2 separate regions of the Homo sapiens genome follow, and region 2 is linked to region 1. A link is a contact called in ENCODE Hi-C data. All regions are on one chromosome and are shown on one strand. The core of a region is the stretch at or near the end of the contact, and the rest is flanking DNA. Distances in the headings are between cores, read along the strand shown.

Region 1 (5,231 bases), core at 78-2,577:
TAAGTAAGGGCGGGGGTTCGGCAGGACATAATACAGTGTCCAGTTGCCCTCGAGAATAAAGTTTGGTTTTCCGGGGGTGGGTGGGGGGGTGGGGGGGTGGAGGTTAGGTTAGTTATATTCCTAGCATAATATGCAACCTAAAGGTTAGTTTATAAAAAAAGAAGCTGTTACTTTTATTGTGTTGTACGTAATATATAAAGAACGCCTAAAATTGGCCCAGTGGAAAAACAGATGAATTATGCCAGGACTTAAATCAATGATCGTCCTCTGTCTACAGGTCACATTTAAACTTGCCTTGTCCACTCCAGGGCAATCCCTGGCCTTGGGGTCTGCCCTGGGACTTCTCCAGCCCCCGCCCCAAAACTGGGCCTGTCCTGGGAGGCAGCCTGGCACCACTAACTCTTCTCTCCCTGGGTCAAAAGAGCAAGGTGGGTTCTTCTGTTCACACAGCCTGCACCTTGCTAACCAGATCCAAAGGCTTCTGAGGTCCTCACATTGCCTTACTTTTCTATGCTTTCATTTTCCATTTCATCCTTACAAACAGTTCCTTGGTGTACATTTCCATACAACAGTTTTCCTGCTGGTGGAGGCCAGGTCGGAACCTGGGTTTCATTTTCTTTGAGCGATGTTTACTTCCTGTAGCTTATGCATTTCGATGGCAAAAACAATTCCTTTGGGGTTCTCGGCCTCATCAAATATTCTCTCTATATAGAGTGTACACACTCTCCTAGACACAGCAGTCTATGTGGATTCCCACCGACCCTGGGCACCTCATTCAGCTCGGGTAGTGGTCCCATGTCTCCCACAGGCGTGTCTGTAACCACCTCCTTATGGCGAGGAACTGGCTGCGGAATCCTTCCCAGCCTGCGGGAGGACGTCACCTCCAAGTCTCTGGGTGACTTGTAGAGGGGTTACCTGCGGCCAAGAGGCCGGCCCTGGACCCTTCTTGGGCCCACCCTGTGTTCACTACCCACCCTCTCCCACCAGGTCAGGACCCGCCGAGGCTTGGGGATCCTCCCAGGGCAGCCGTCTCGCGGGAGGGCCGCCCCACCCCTCGCCACCCTCACCCCGACAGGCTCCGGGCCGCGGGGCAGGGCGGCGGGTACCGTTTTCAGGCCGCGGAAGCGCCCGCCGGGAAGGAGCCGCCGCCCCCTCGCCCACCGCTGCAGCCCCCTGCCCTGGCTCACCTGCCGCCCGGCTTGGCTTCGCTCAGGGTCACTGTTTCCTCGGCATCGTGCCGCCTGGAGAGAACTCCCGACCGGGATGGGACGCTGACCAGGGAACCTGCCGGCGGGCGGCGGCGGTGGCGGAGGGGGCAGCCGGGACTGGGGTGCCTAGGGCTGATGCGCGGCCTGGCGACCCCGCCCAGCGCGGCTCAGCTGACAGCCAGCCGCTCCCTGCCCGCGCCGGGGAATTTCCCGGGCCCCGCCCATCCCATACCCCGCCCATCCCCCCCACCCTGCCCATTCCATACCCCACCCGACCAAGGCCCCGCCCCTCCTCTTTCCTGCGTCCGCCCCCAGCTACCCACCCTCGCTGTCCGTGCGGGGTCGAGGCTGGGACCCGGGTGAACAGGGACTGCTCTAAGGCGTCACTGTGACGGCGTTAATCAAAATAAATCATTAATCAAATGCAGTGTGCGGAGTTCGTCTTCCCCGTGTCTTCCCGCAGATCCCGTAGTGGAGGCTGGAGCCGCAGGGGGTCGCTGCCGCCCACAGAAAGAGGAGAATGCCAGGCATCCTCGGAGGGAGGCCTCCATCTGTGTTTTTTGAAAAAAGGTTAACATCTAGACATAGTTAACTGAGCATACATAGCTTTCCACTCGTTTTTGCTTTAAAATACACTCAAAAAGCAGAAAGCCTGCAGGATGCTTCTTGGGCTCTTGTTGCGGACGAATAGGCTCGGCTATTCTTGTTGCTGAAGAATAGCCTCTGCTGGTGTGGAGGAGGGAAGCTGCCCCCGGATTAGACAGCAGGATGACAAGGTAGGAGCGAGAGCCGCCCTATGTGCATCCAGAGTACCCGGGTAGCGCTGCAGGGATGGGAGGGAGGGAAGGAGGGAGGGGGAGAGAGAGAGAGAGGGAGGGACGGAGAGAGGGAGAGAGGGAGGGAGAGAGGGAGGGAGGGAGAGAGGGAGAGAAAAAAAACAAAACAACAACAACAAAACCTAATCTGAAACAGGAAAAAGGCAGATGCGCCCTCTCCTGGTATCTCCGAAGGATTCTGCTTCGCTGTCTGGACCTCCTGCTGCCTGGCCAAGCCTGACTCTCAACCCTGCCCCTGAGGCTAACCCCAAGAGCAGGGCAGAGAAGCAAGCAAGTCAGCGACTGCCCCAGACCCAATTCCGGGCCCTCGAGTTGGTGTGGTGTAGGAGGGGCAGATGAGGCTAGAGGCTGCTTTATAAGGAGTGAGCCTGGGGGTGGGAGTGGGGAGAAATAGAGAATTTAAAAAAATTCTTTTTATATCAGTGCAGGAGGGCCAGGCGCGGTGGCTCACGCCTGTAATCCCAGCACTTTGGGAGGCCAAGGCAGGCAGATCGCAAGGTCCGGAGTTCGAGACCAGCCTGGCCAATATGGTGAAAGCCTGTCTCTACTAAAAATACAAAAATTAGCCGGGCATGATGGTACTCTCCTGTAGTCCCAGCTACTCGGGAGGCTAAGGCAGAAGAATCGCTTGAACCCGGGAGGCAGAGCTTGCAGCGAGCCGAGATCATGCCACTGCACTCCAGCCTGGGTGACAGAGTGAGACTCCGTCTCAAAAAAAAAAAAAAAAAAAAAAAATCAGTGCAGGAAATAACTGATCATTCATGAAAAGGGCTTGGAAAAATATATACAGAGAGAAATGGAATGACGATCTCTAATTTTTGTTTATCTACTGGGATAATCCAGGCAGAAAAGACGGTGTCACAGCTGTACCCTGGGATCGGCAGAAAAGGGTCCCCCCGGGGCCTGTAAGGGGTGCCTGCGGTAAGTCGTACTTCACTAGGCTCCTTTTACTGTTTAAAACCCTATAGGTGGGGCACGGTGGCTCACACCTGTAATCCCAGCACTTTGGGAGGTCAAGGCAGGAGGATCGCTTGAGCCCAGGAGGGAGAGGCTGCAATGAGCTGTGATTGCAGCACTGCACTCCAGCTTGGGTGAGAGGGAGACTTTGTCTCAAGCAAAAACAAAAACGAGAACAAAACAACACTATGAAAGTGAATTAAAATGAGCATCAGTGAAACTCAGAGCCAAGAGAAGAAGGTCACCCACAAGCTGCCCATGGCTTTGGTGTGGGAGGCTCGAGGTGAGTTTCTGGTACAGAAAGCAGTCAAAGTTGTTTTCTCCTGATTCCTTGCTCTCAGTGGTGGGGTCGGGGTGGGGGGTGCCCTGAAGCACTGCACACACACATGCACACACACTCCCCCGACAACCACTTCTTAGCTGTAGGACCTTGACCAAGTTACTTCATCTTACCCTTCCTCATTCCCTTTATCTGTAAAATGGGGAGTATAGTACACTCCCAAATCCAGAAAGTTCTAAGGACCAAACCTCTTTTCTGACCAGACCCAACTGATGGAAAGCTATTTACAGTCTTTATTTAGATCCCTTGATGTGATTTTTAAATTTGTTTTGTGAAGGAAAATCGAATAGTTGATAGGAGAACTGCGTCAGACAGTGTCAGGGTGTTATGTGATATAAATCCCATTTATTGAATAGCCTTTTGAAAATCCCCAGAATTCTGGACTCTAAAGCAGAGCTTGCCCCAAAGGTTTTATTTTATTTTTTGAGGTGGAGTCTCACTCTGTTGCCCAGGCTGGAGTGCAGTGGCATAATCTCAGCTCACTGCAATCTCCACCTCCTGGGTTTGAGTGATTCTCCTGCCTCAGCCTCCCAAGTGGCTGGGATTACAGGCGTGTGCCACCACACCAAGCTAATTTTTGCATTTTTCGTATTGATGAGGTTTCGCCATGTTGACCAGCCTGGTATTGAACTCCTGACCTCGGGTGATCCACCTGCCTCGGCCTTCCAAAGTGCTGGGATTACATGTGTGAGCCACGGTGCCCAGCCACCCAAAAATTTTAGATAAGGCCTCTGGACCCACAGCCCTCACCTAAGGATGCTGAGAAGATTAAAGAGGAAATACGTCTTCAACACCTAGAAGAACGCCTGGCTCATGGTGTTTGTTGCTGTTGCTTGTGTTAGAGCCGGTTCTGTTTCTTAGCCTGGATCATCCCGTTTGGTGACTCCATCTTCCTGCACACTTCCATGGGTAGATGGAATCTAAATGCAGCGAAAAAACTGAAATAATAGCATGCTCTTAGCTGATTTGTTGATGTGGTTTTGTGGTGGGTAAATGTAGAGCAGTGTGGGAAGGTTTTTAGTGAGATCCTAATCTGGGTTTGATGTTCCTTGTGTTCCCTTTCCACCCCAATCTCCTCTGTTTGGAGTTAGCAACGAGTCCCTTTGGGCTTCCTACCTTCAGGAGCGTTGGCTGGACTCCTGGCAACAGCTCTTAGAAGTACAGCCTTTCTTCTTGTCTTTTGAGAAAGCCTGATCTCAATACATCCATGATCTACCCCAGATGTCCTGGAGGAAGAGCCAGAGCTGGGTGGGGTGGAGGCTTTCACAACAGTTGGAGGGAGGAGTGACTCCCCCGCCCCCAGATTGGGAGGAGGAGTGGGATGGTGGTCTTATGAGCATCAAGGACTCAAGCCTCAGTCCCTGCAGCACCCAGACAGACAGCAAGCTCTTGGGATGCACCTACTGGACTTTGGGAACCTCCCGCAGATTCTGCTGCCCAGGCTTGTCATTGGAAACAGCAGAGACTGTTCCCTAGAAGAACCATTTGATAATGAGGGTATCAGTGGCAATGTTGCTGGGCTGAAAAATAAATGGCCCTTACTTCAATGGGTACCAAAAGCCCTCCTGGAGTTTTGCATGGCCGTAGGGAAGGAGACCTCCCCTCTCCAGACCCCAGTGGTGCCCGAAAATAGGTTTCCGTACACCCCTGCAGAACTGGGTTTAAAGAAAGTAAAGAGGCCCAGGGCGGTGGCTCACGCCTGTAATCCCAGCACTTTGGGAGGATCGTTTGAGGTCAGGAGTTCAAGACCAGCCTGGCTAACATGGTGAAACCCTATCTCTACTAAAAATATAAAAATTAGCCAGGCAGTAGTGGTGCGTGCCTGTAATCTCAGCTACTTGAGAGGCTGAGGCAGGAGAATTGCTTGAGCCTGGGAGTCAAAGGTTGCGC
Region 2 (5,231 bases), core at 1,735-4,234, 3.3 Mb before region 1:
TGATGTATGAAAATATATTCAACAACTACCTCAGTCAAGTTCATAGGGATACTGAGCAGACTCGAGCTTGATCAGAAATTCTCAATATTATTACTATATGGCTTACTAGGGCATTTAATAGATTTGAAGTTGGCTGGCTGCCGTGGCTCACGCCTGTAATCTCAACAGTTTGGGAGGCCGAGGTGGGAAGATCACTTGAGCCCAGGAGTTTAAGACCAGCCTGGGCAACAAAACAAGACCCCCCATCTCTACAAAAATAAATAAACTAATAAATATTTTAAAAAGAAGATATTTAAGGATAAACATTCCTCCTGTATGAATGGGTCCTGTATGTATGTATGTCCTGTATGAACACTTTGCACATGGAAGCAAAGGTGGACATTTACCAAGCTCCTCTCATGCTATACAGTTCATCATTTTGTCTTTAAGCTTAAAACTGAGACAATCTCTAAAATTCTTGCATCAGGGCTGCTTACTCAACTTAAAATAGTCACAGGGATCCTATGGCCAAGTCCTGGCACTGAGTACACGGTCATGTACTTCTCCAGATTCTAAATGATCTATTTTTGTGTTCTCTTACTCTCTGCTTCTATTTGGCTCAAAATTTACTGACACTTCAAAGGATATTAAATTGCATTTTTTTTCAGAAATGCTTCTCACTTTAGCCATATTGAAGGTATTTTCTGTCCTTCACAGGGAAGGGGAAATTTGCCCAGTGAAACTGATCTTTCCCTAAGTCCCTCCAGAAAAGCCACTGTCCTGATTTTCCTCCTGTCTCACTAGCCACCTTCTGGCTGGATACTCCGCTACTGACCTCCAAAATACACATTTATTGATCTTTGATTGAATAAACAGACCCTTCCTGACTACCTTGTAATTTCAGCAGCAAATATGACCCAAAACTGGAAGACCCTCTCAATCTATTCTGGTTTGAGGGCTGCCCAATTAAAAAGGAAAAAAACTGGCCCAAAATATCATTAAATGGTAAAATCAGGATCTTATCCTCATAAATCCATAGATTATTACATCCACTAGCGACCTAGAGACCACTTACCTTTTTTTTTTTTTTTTTTGAGACAGAGTCTTGCTCTGACACCCAGGCTGGAGTGCAGTGGTGTGATCTCAGCTCACAGCCGCCTCTGCCTCCCAGGTTCAAGCAATTCTCGTGCCTCAGCCTCTCCAGTAGCTGGGATTACAGGCATGCCCACCACCATGCCCAGCTAATTTTTTGAAGAAAAGAGGTTTCACATGTTGGCCAGGCTGGTCTCGAACTCCTGGCCTCAAGTGATCCACCTGCCTCAGCCTCCCAAAGTGCCGGGATTACAGGTGTGAGCCACCGCGCCTGGCCTGAGACCACTCACCTTAATGTGTCTAGAAAACAGGCAGGCCAGGCGCAGTGGCTCACGCCTGTAATCCTAGCACTTTGGGAGGCCGAGGCAGCCAGATCATTTGAGCCCAGGAGTTTGACACCAACCTGGACAAAATGGCAAAACCCCGTCTCTACCAAAAATACAAAAAAAAAAACAAAAAACAGAAAATAAAAACTAGCCGGGCGTGGTGGTGTGCACCTGTGGGAGACTGAGCTGGGAGGATCACTTGAACGGGGGAAGTGAAGGTTGCAGTGAGCTGTGATAGCACCACTGCACTCCAGCTTTGGTGAAATAATGAGACCTAGTCTTAAAAAGCAAGAGGCCGGGCGCGGTGGCTTACGCCTGTAATCCCAGCACTTTAGGAGGCCGAGGTGGGTGAATCACAAGGTCAGGAGTTCGAGATCAGCCTGGCCAGTATGGTGAAACCCCGTCTCTACTAAAAATACAAAAATTAGCTGTGTGTGGTGGAGCGCGCCTGTAGTCCCAGCCACTCAGAAGGCTGAGGCAAGAGAATCGCTTGATCCCGGGAGGCGGAGGTTGCAGTGAGCCGAGATCGCACCACTGCACTCCAGCCTGGGCAAGGGCGAGACTCTGTCTTTAAAAAAAGCAAAAGAAAACCAACTTGTAGAAAGTCACTGAGCTGGAACCAGAACTAGAATAGGGCTCTACTCTTTCTGGGTCCAAAGTTCTTTAAATCAGCAACCCCTCTTACTGCCTATGTAAGGGTATACCTTTAGTTCCTGTTGACTTGGGATGTACAAAGAATGAGGTAGTCTAAGAGAGTAACAGCACACTGGCTGTGGAGTCAGAAAGACTCCACCTCTAAACTTTGTTTCCATCTCTAAACTTTCCAGCAGTGTGGCCTAATTTTTCTGTACCTTAGCTTTGTCGTTATCACTAGAATCCTTCACAGGGCTGCAGAGTGGATTAAGCAAGAGTGCACAGGACTCAGACATATGACCGCTGGTAATTGGCTTTTATAAACTGTCAAAAAATATAGACCTGTAATGCCAGCACTTTGGGAGGCCGAGGCAGCAGACTGATTGAGCCCAGGAGTTCGAAACCAGCCTGGGCAACATGGCGAGACACTCTCTACAAAAAATACAAAAATAACCGGACATGGTGGCACGTGCCTGTAGTCGCAGCTACTCAGGAAGCTCAGGAGGCTGAGGCAGGAAGTTCGCTTGAGCTCAGGAGGTCGAGGCTGCAGTGAGCTGTGATCGCGCCAAATGCACTCTAGCCTGGGAAGCAGAGCCAGACCCTGAATCTAAAAAAAAAAAAAAAAAAAAGCTTATTAAAGGAGGCTTAGCACAGCTACCCGATGACGCCCCCGGGCATTGCTGTCGAGCCACAGGGAGCTGGCGCCACACGGGACTGGCGCTCTTTGCAACGTCCCTCAAGCACTTAAGGAGAGGCGGCAGGGCCCAAGCGCAGCGGCTAGAAAATCCTTCCTTCCGGCAGGACCCTCGCGTGGAGCTCTGCAGCGAACCCTGGCCGCGCGGCCTCCGCCGTCGGGCCCCACTCTTCCTACTGGGCCCACAGTTCCGGCTCCTGCTCTGACTCCAAGAAGCCTTACCTCGGGTACAACGCGCTGCCTTCTCCCTGGGAACTTCCGGCAGGCCAACTTCCCTGGCCTTTTTAGTCTCCCCTGTGCCCTCCCACTTCGCCCTCTGGTTCTCTCCCCGCCCCTGGCCCGAGGTCACGCCCTCACCGAGTCCTAGGACACGCCCCGTGGGTCCTTGCCAAGCCCTACCTCTTCGTAGGACACGCCCTTCAAACCCTTGCCACGCCCCACCCTGGTCCGGGGCCGTTCCCCGCGTTTTTGCCTGGCCACACCCTCCTGCAGGCGCTGTCTGACTGTCGGTAGTTTGGCTGAATGAAAAAAATTCGGGGCTAGATCCCCAAACGGAAAGAAACTGTTGCATTTTCCCCAGATCCCAGTTCTCCATAGAACAGTCTGGAACAAGGGAGCATTCCGTAGCTCTTTTGGTTTTCCCCAAGAATAAATCGGAGGTGGTGCTCTGGCAATTTGATGTCACAGTGGGTTCTGGATCCTCATGCTGCATACGGAGAACTTTGGTTTTTGTGTTCCCACTTGTCACTGTTTCCTGCCCCGGTGCCGCGTTTCCTTCTCTTTAGAATTAGAGTGCCGTGCTAGAGCACTTGAACTGGCCCTGGTACTTGCTGTGACTGAAATAAACTTAGTATGTGTGAGTCTGTTGGCAAAACATGATGCTTGGAGCAGCTGCCACAGTAAAGAGTCATACCTTTAGGTATTGTAGGGGGCCAAGGGCAAACCTCTCCTTCGTCCTCTGAAAGTTTGCTGAAAATCAACTGACAAAAGACAGTTTCACAGTAGAAAAGGCATACAAATATACTAGATCGTAACTTTATGTGATCCGGGAGCCTTCAGAATGAAAACCCAAAGATGCAGGGGAAACGGTCCATTTTTTCGCTTAGGTTCAATAAAGTATGGACCGCCATGTATTCAGCTGGTGCAAAAGTAATTGCGGTTTTTAATGGCAAAAACCGCAATTACTTCTGCACCAACCTAAGAGATACTACGATGGCATAAAAAGGGTCTGAGCTAATGCCAATAGACTAAGTGAGCAAGCCCTGTCTGTTTAGATTCTTTTTGGCTTTTCTGTGCAGTGTTCCTTCCTTCTGGGTATAGAGCAGGATCCTTTCTGGAATGGGGGTCTTATGACCTACAGTCAAACAAAGCAGGGCAGAGAATTTCTTTACCGCCAGTTTTGACACAGAAAGGCAGGGGACACGCAGAGTCAAACTTTTAGGTTTTATGCTTGGCTTTGGGGATGAGGGGTTCTGGCTTCTGTGAATCACCTTGGGGAAGAGGGATTCCAGTTTCTAGAATGAGGGGCCAGAGGCAGGAGGACATGAGGTTAGAGAGAGCTGCTTCTAAGGCCTTCATTTTGGGGTATCATTTTCTGAACCCCAACCATATTACACTGTCATCAATTATTATTATTATTATTTTGAAATGGCTCTGTTGCCCAGGATGGATTTCAGTGGTGCAGTCATAGCTCACTGCAGCCTTGAACTCCTGGGCTCAAGGGATCCTCCTGCCTCAGCCTCCTGAGCAGCTGGGACTACAGGTGTGCACCACCACACTCAGCTAATATTTGTAATTTTTGTAGAGATGGAGGTCTCGCTATGATGCCCAGCCTGGTCTCAAACTCCTAAGCTCAAAGGATCCTCCCACCTCAGCCTCCCAAAGTGTTAGGACTACATGCATAAGCCACAGCACAAGGCCTAGTCAATTAATTTTATCCTGAATTCTGAGAAAAAAGAGAATAGGTATGCAGATGGGCAGAAGCTACAGATGTCATTTCAAAGGAAAGTAGAGTTTTAATAATAATATTAATAGATGATGTTTATCGGGGCCAACTCTACCAGGTTTTGTAATGGGTGTATGTTATTTTGTTTAAGATTTTGAGCAACCTGCATGTGGCAGGAGCTATTTCCCTCCAATTACAGACAAGAAAACAAACTTAGGCAAGCACCTTGTTCAAGGATAGGACTAGGGACCCAGATTAGTTGATATCAGTCACTACACTTGCCTTCTTAGTAAAGAATGGGGAATTTTTTTGGTTTGTTTGTTTGTTTGTTTTTGAGACAGAGTCTTGCTCTGTTGCCCAGGCTGGAGTGCAGTGGTGCAATCTCACCTCACTGCAGCCTCCACCTCCTGGTTTCAAGGGATTCTCCTGCCTCAGCCTCCTGAGTAGCTGGGATTACAGGCACGCCCCACCATGCTCAGCTAATTTTGTGTAATTTTAGTAGACATGAGGTTTTGCCATGCTGGCCAGGTTGGTCTCGAACTCCTGACCTCAACTGATCCAC

The links. Hi-C counts contacts between places; a loop is a spot of excess contacts on that map. Pooled maps may share reads with other maps.
Region 2: a loop to region 1 is called in a map of transverse colon, with 39 times the contacts of the local background. The contact joins the promoter of PTER here to the promoter of OPTN in region 1. A Hi-C loop is called at or near these places in 2 of 168 maps with a recorded cell type or tissue (naive thymus-derived CD4-positive, alpha-beta T cell and transverse colon) and 6 of 50 pooled maps.

Annotation. Positions count from the first base shown.
Region 1 is chr10:13,096,259-13,101,489 of GRCh38, reverse strand. It overlaps OPTN (optineurin), which reads right to left and starts at 1,327. Exons shown (of 15, transcript NM_001008212.2): 1 at 1,188-1,327. It also overlaps a transcript of CCDC3 not described here. RefSeq lists an enhancer at 542-671 and silencers at 952-1,521, 1,992-2,051.
Region 2 is chr10:16,434,763-16,439,993 of GRCh38, reverse strand. PTER (phosphotriesterase related) reads right to left here and starts at 2,984. Exons shown (of 5, transcript NM_001261836.2): 1 at 2,947-2,984. RefSeq lists enhancers at 2,390-2,439, 2,460-2,639 and a silencer at 3,060-3,109.